Linked DNA regions of Homo sapiens: region 2 is linked to region 1. A link is a loop called in an ENCODE intact Hi-C map of the cell type or tissue named here. Cell type or tissue: gastrocnemius medialis. All regions are shown on one strand. Each heading gives the region's core, and the rest is flanking DNA. Links, peaks and the distances in the headings are about the cores only. Region 1 has its middle 10 kb from the start of MAP4K5. Region 2 overlaps NIN (ninein).

The links. A loop is a pair of places that touch in the nucleus more often than their neighbours do. Peaks named below come from ENCODE experiments on the same cell type or tissue, not always from the same donor. Only the 100,000 strongest peaks of a DNase experiment are listed, where the experiment ranks them.
Region 2: a loop joins it to region 1, with 13 times the contacts of the local background. A loop is called at or near these places in 2 of 110 quality-filtered maps.

What each region holds. Positions count from the first base shown.
Region 1 is chr14:50,541,150-50,544,070 of GRCh38, forward strand. It overlaps a transcript of MAP4K5 not described here and a transcript of ATL1 not described here. Among named protein-coding and RNA genes, the nearest start is that of MAP4K5, 10 kb to the left of the region's middle. In gastrocnemius medialis, for the core only: CTCF peaks have their summits at 1,890 (motif pointing right) and 2,097; no DNase peak of the experiment used is centred there; H3K27ac peaks cover 811 bases.
Region 2 is chr14:50,738,069-50,740,989 of GRCh38, forward strand. It overlaps NIN (ninein), which reads right to left. Exons shown (of 31, transcript NM_020921.4): 26 at 1,240-1,419; 27 at 72-218. Among named protein-coding and RNA genes, the nearest start is that of SAV1, 71 kb to the left of the region's middle. In gastrocnemius medialis, for the core only: no CTCF peak of the experiment used is centred there; a DNase peak (open chromatin) is centred at 1,303; H3K4me3 peaks cover 1,058 bases; H3K27ac peaks cover 2,500 bases.

The DNA.
Region 1 (2,921 bases), core at 328-2,827:
GCTTTCACATGATTGCAACAGCACTGTCATTGTACTACCTCAGGGATATTTAAAGACTTCTGTTCTATGATAGAGTATCATTCCAGAGGGACCTTTGTTTCCTTGATATCCAGTAGAATATCATGGTAGTCTTTTATCTTGATAACATTATGCAAATTGCACCTTGTGAGCAGGAAGTAGCAACCACCCTACATACTTTAAAAAATACCACTAATACCAGAGAACGAGAGATAAACCCAGTTCAGGAACCTGACACATTAGTGACATTTCTAACAAGGAAGTAGTGCTCTACCTTGTATCATCCACCTTAAAGATGCACAGTGTTTGTTTGGCCTGTTTGTATTTTGAGACAATGTACTGCATTTGCTACTCTTTGACCCATGTAACCTGTATGACTGCCACCTTGTTCATATCACTTGGAACTACATAATGTACTACAGAGAAGGCTATGATGCAAGCTGCCCTGACACTTAGGCTTTAGGATTCAGCAGACCCAATGGTAAACAGGAAACTGTATGGAGTCTCTTGCAACCCCAGTAGGAGAATCCCAATGCAGACCCCTAGGATTTTGGTATAAGAATATGCTGTTGGCCAGGCGCGGTGGCTCACGCCTGTAATCCCAGCATTTAGGGAGGCCGAGGCAGGAGGATCACGAGGTCAGGAGATTGAGATCACGGTGAAACCCCATCTCTCTAAAAATACAAAAAATTAGCTGGGTGCGGTGGCGAGTGCCTGTAGTCCCAGCTACTTGGGAAGCTGAGGCAGGAGAATGGCATGAACCCAGGAGGCAGAGCTTGTAGTGAGCCGAGATCGCGCCACTGCACTCCAGCCTGGGCGACAGAGCGAGATTCCGTCTCAAAAAAAAAAAAAAAAAAAAAAAAAAAAAAAAAAAAAAAAAAGAATATGCTGTTATCTGCTGACAGCTATTGTCTGTTTGAAAGGCAACTCTTGATTTACTTCTAGGTCTTAGTAGAGGCTAGACTCCTGACCACAGGATACTAAGTAACTATGTGACATTAACTGCTCTTTAGAAATTGGGAGTTACCCTGCATGTTCTCACTCATAAGTGAGAGTTGAACAATGAGAACACGTGGACACAGGGAGGGGAACATCACACACCGGGGGCCTGTGGTGTCGGGGGGAGGGGGTTGGGGGCAAGGGGAGAGAGAGCACTAGGACAAATACCTAATGCATACGGGACTTAAAACCTAAATGACAGGTTGATAGGTGCAGCAAACTACCATGGCATATGTATACCTGTGTAACAAACCTGCACATTCTGTACAGGTATCCCAGAACTTAAAGTAAAATTAAAAAAATAAAAGAAAATAAAAGAAATTGGATGTTACCTAATTTACTGGATCGTAAGTTGAACATGGGCAGCAGAATTCCGTTGTCAAATGGAAGAGTATACACTGAGGTGGCCTGAGATGATCTGGAAGACACAAGTAAATCATATGGAACAAATGTCCATTGGACCTGCCCTTACTTCTTTGCCACCTGTTTTTTTTTCAACCCATTATCTATAGGCTCATAGCCATTTAGCAGGGGAAGAAAAAGTTTAGGCTTGGTTTATTAATGGTCTGCATAATATGCTAGCACCAACTTGAAGCAGAGAGCCACAGAATTCTGTGCCCACACCATAATGGGGTGGCCCTGAAAGATAGGAGGAGAAATTCTCCCAGTGGATATAACTTTGAACAATACATCTGGTTGTCCTCTTTTTTAGGAAGAAGAGCTGATCTGAGGTATGGATCTGTACTGATTCATGCACAGTAGCTAATAGGTTGGTCAATTACTTGGAAGGAAGAAGATTTGAGATAAGGAAGTCAGTGGGAGAAGTATTATGGATGGATTCTTAAAATTGCCCAGAATGTGAAAATAACTGTGAACTACAATACTGCCCAGCAGAGGGCATCCATCTCGATAGTTATACAAGAAGATCTGTTCTCCAGGTGTCAATCAGCCTCTTTACACAGTCACTCTAGTGCTTGCTCAGTGTGCCTACGTGACAATAGGAATGTAAGCTAACATTAGATTCAACAATGTAGACTTCTACTTGCCAAGGATAATTCAGTTACTGCCACTATGGAGTGATTAATCTGCTTATAGCAGAGGCCATTGCAGAGATCCCAGTATGATACTGTTCCCTTGACAGATAAGTCAACCATCTGGTGGCAGTTTAATTTCACTAGATTCCTTTCATTATAGAGGGAAGAGTGACCTGTCATCATGGGAATAGATACATATTCTAGGTAGAGGTTTACCTTCCCTGCTTGGAAAGCTTCTATTAGTGCCACAATTCATGGGCTTATGGAATGCCTTGTTTTATCACCATGTATCACAAATATCTTTGAGCAAGAAAGTAATTTTATTATGAGAGAAGTGTGGCAGCAGAGTCATGCCCATGGAATTAACTGATCTTACCCATCACTCAGGAACAGCTAGTTTGATAGGATAGAGGAAAGTATGCAGAAGGATCAATCGTGGTGCTGGCTGAGAGAAAACCCCTGTAAGGATGTAGTATAGGACTCAACCCAGTCACCATTATATGTTGTCATCTACTCAATATTCAGAATGCATGGGCCTGTGAACCAAGAGGCAGAGGTAGGAGTGGCTCTTCTATTATTCCTAATAACTCTCTTGAAAGTTTTTTTCTCTACAACTTTGTCTCTATTATATTGTCCCTATAGGATTGGACTTGGTGAGTTTGGAGGCCCTAGTGCCCAAGGGATTGATACTTTCCCCAGATGACATGGTCACAATTCTATTTAACGGGAAGCTGAAACTGCCATCTGGCTATTTTGGAGTCTTCAGATCACTAAATCAACAGTTAGAGAAGGGGGTCATTGTACTGGTTGGGGTGATTGATTCTAACTACCATGGGGAAATTGGTTATTGCTCCGCAAAGGAAACAAGGA
Region 2 (2,921 bases), core at 178-2,677, 200 kb after region 1:
GAGAAGAAACACACTTAAGAACGCATTATAGTGAGAACACAGATGTACGCCATATATTCTCAAAAACTCACCTTCCTGTTAGCAGGAGATTGTTCTTTCTGAAACTGATCACACTCTCTCTTTAAGCTCAATTTTTCTTGCTCTGTGGGATTCATGGTACCTGATGGGTTTAGATGTTTTTGGTGCTTGGGAAGAAGATTGGATTCCAACTGACGGACCTAACAGGAACAAATGTAAGAGGAAAAAATGCTAATACAATCACCCAGCCAGCAAAAACAACAAACATAGGGAAAGTTTTAATTCAGTACTTGGGTCCTGTTTAACATCCTTTTTCAATCAAGCCTGTAAATACTTGAAGCTAGCTTTTCTGGATTTCAAAAGACCCTTTCTAGGTGAGTCTGGTTGGGTCTGCAAACCCAGGACTGTAGGAACAAGACTGGGAAGAGGGGACTTCTGGGTCTACTAACTCTCCAGGAGTCAACAGTGTATGTGATGTGGCTGCCAGGAAAACAGGCACAGTGGTCCCAGGCCCTTTTTTTCTGACATGAACACTACTTTTAGGAGAGAATGGGCTGACAGTTCCCATCTGCTCTTATTGGACTATTCACATCTAAAACAGTTCTACGAAGACATGAACCATGTCTGTCTTGCTCACCACTGCAGCATCCGTGATAGCAGTTTCTGGCATGGAGTAGGTGTTCTAACTAAATATCTGCGACTCTTCAGAGTTCCTCCTCAAAAGGGGTGTTAAGCATAGGTTAAATATCATTGGGAGACTATGCAGCAGAGGTAAGGAATTCAAGCACCAAGTTGGTGGTTGGAAAAGACCTTAAACCTTGAAATGCTGTCTTTTAAAGGAGGCACCTTTTTCTCTCGTGAGGAGTTATTTAGACCTGCAAGATCTGAGTCTAGTTTTACCATTTTTGTACTACTAGTCTTGGTGGCCAGCCAATTTGAAGACTATATGGTTCACATAATTTCCATGAGTCTATATTTTGGATATGAAGATTAAAGTCACAAATATATTTTAATATAAAACTGCTTATAAAAATATTTTATAAACATCAGGATAAAATTATATGTGAGTAAATGATAAATGATACATTCTTAAAATAAGTCTGCTATAGCAGGATACTCAAATCCATACCTTAGAACCATTCCAATCATATCCAACATTCATTTTCCTATCAAACTAGTCATTTTCAAACATATGCCATGATGTGCAGCTTCTCCAATTACCTTCTCCCGGGAGTGCGTGAGTTCGGCTTTGGTGTTCTGTACCATGGTCTGGAGCCTCTCATTCTCTTGCCAAAGCAGCTGCTGTTCCTCATTCATCAGATGATCCAACTTGTCCCAGGACAGCCTTTTCTGCTGGTTATGGAGCCCTGATGGATGAGTAGCTATCTCTGGGGCCCAGCTCTTAAGAGAATTGCAGAGTGTAAGCCTTAAAAACAAGCTATTGGGTAATTGCTGTTTTGAGACAGGTGTCATGTTTACCCAATGACAACGACTCCTAATAAGTACCTTTCAATTGTCCCCTCAGTCTTCTAATGAAAGTATGTGTATGTACATATAAATATGAATAAAACAATATTCTTGAAGTTTGATTTAAACAAAAAGATTTGGAGAGTCTCTGTTTAAAATGGTCTTTGACAAAACAGCCATGCCATGTCCAATAATGAATATGACTGTAGGGCAAGGCCCAGTTCCATAAAGGACCCAAATGCATTGAGACTGGTGGCTTAAAAGTTGCTTCATTCTTACGAAGTTATCTTTAAGCCCAGAAGATATTCATTTGATTCACAGAGGACATAAAGAGAAGGCTGAAATGCACTGCCAACTCAAAAGCTTTCATAGGCTAAACTCTACTTTCATTTTCACATATGCAATCATATCCTTTTTTTAGAATCCAAAGCACATATTGTCCATGTAATTAACGTCTGAATTCAGAAATGTGCTTTCAGCTACCAAAGTGATTTTTTGGATCTTGAAAATGATTTAAAAAATTAAAAAGATAACACAAATAGATAAGCCTCTTACCTTTTAAACCAAACATGAAAAAAAAAAAGGTACAATCTCATTTTCAGAAAAAGTCAACCCAGAAGTAATTTTAAAAATGGAAACTTTTTTTTTTTTGAGACAGACTCTCACTCTGTCACCCAGGCTGAAGTGCAGTGGCACGATCTCAGCTCACTGCAACCTCCACCTCCCGGGCTCAAGCAATTCTTATGCCTCAGCCTTCCAAGTAGCTGGGATTATGGGCGCATGTACTACCACAGCTGGCTTTTTTTTTTTTTTGAGACAAAGTCTAGCTCTGTCGCCCAGGCTGGAGTGCAGTGGCACGATCTTGGCTCACTGCAACCTAGCCCTCCCGGGTTCAAGCGATTCTCCTGCCTTAGCCTCCCGAGTAGCTGGGATTACAGGCACTCGCCACCATGCCCAGCTAATTTTTTTTATTTTTAGTAGAGATGGGGTTTCAACATGTTGGGCAGGCTGGTCTTGAAGTCCTGACCTCGTGATCCGCCCGCCTAGGCCTCCCAAAGTGCTGGGATTACAAGCGTGAGCCACCATGCCTGGCCATTTTTGTATTTGTAGTAGAGACAGGGTTTCGCCATGTTGGCCAGGCTGGTCTTGAACTCCTGGCTTCAAGTGGTCTGCCTGCCTCGGCCTCCCAAAGCGCTGGGATTACAGGCATGAGCCACCACACCCAGCCCAAAACAACTAGTTTTTTTATAAAAAGTTTCACCAAGAGATAACTGAATGTGTCTACTTTTATTGTAGGACAAAATCTTGACATCTGCCCCAAAATGACATCTATAACATTGTTCTTAATTTATTTGCACACAGATTAGGCAGCACTGTGACTTATTAAAATGAGACACTTTCTACCACACCACCATAATGTGTCAGCCAGCTAACAC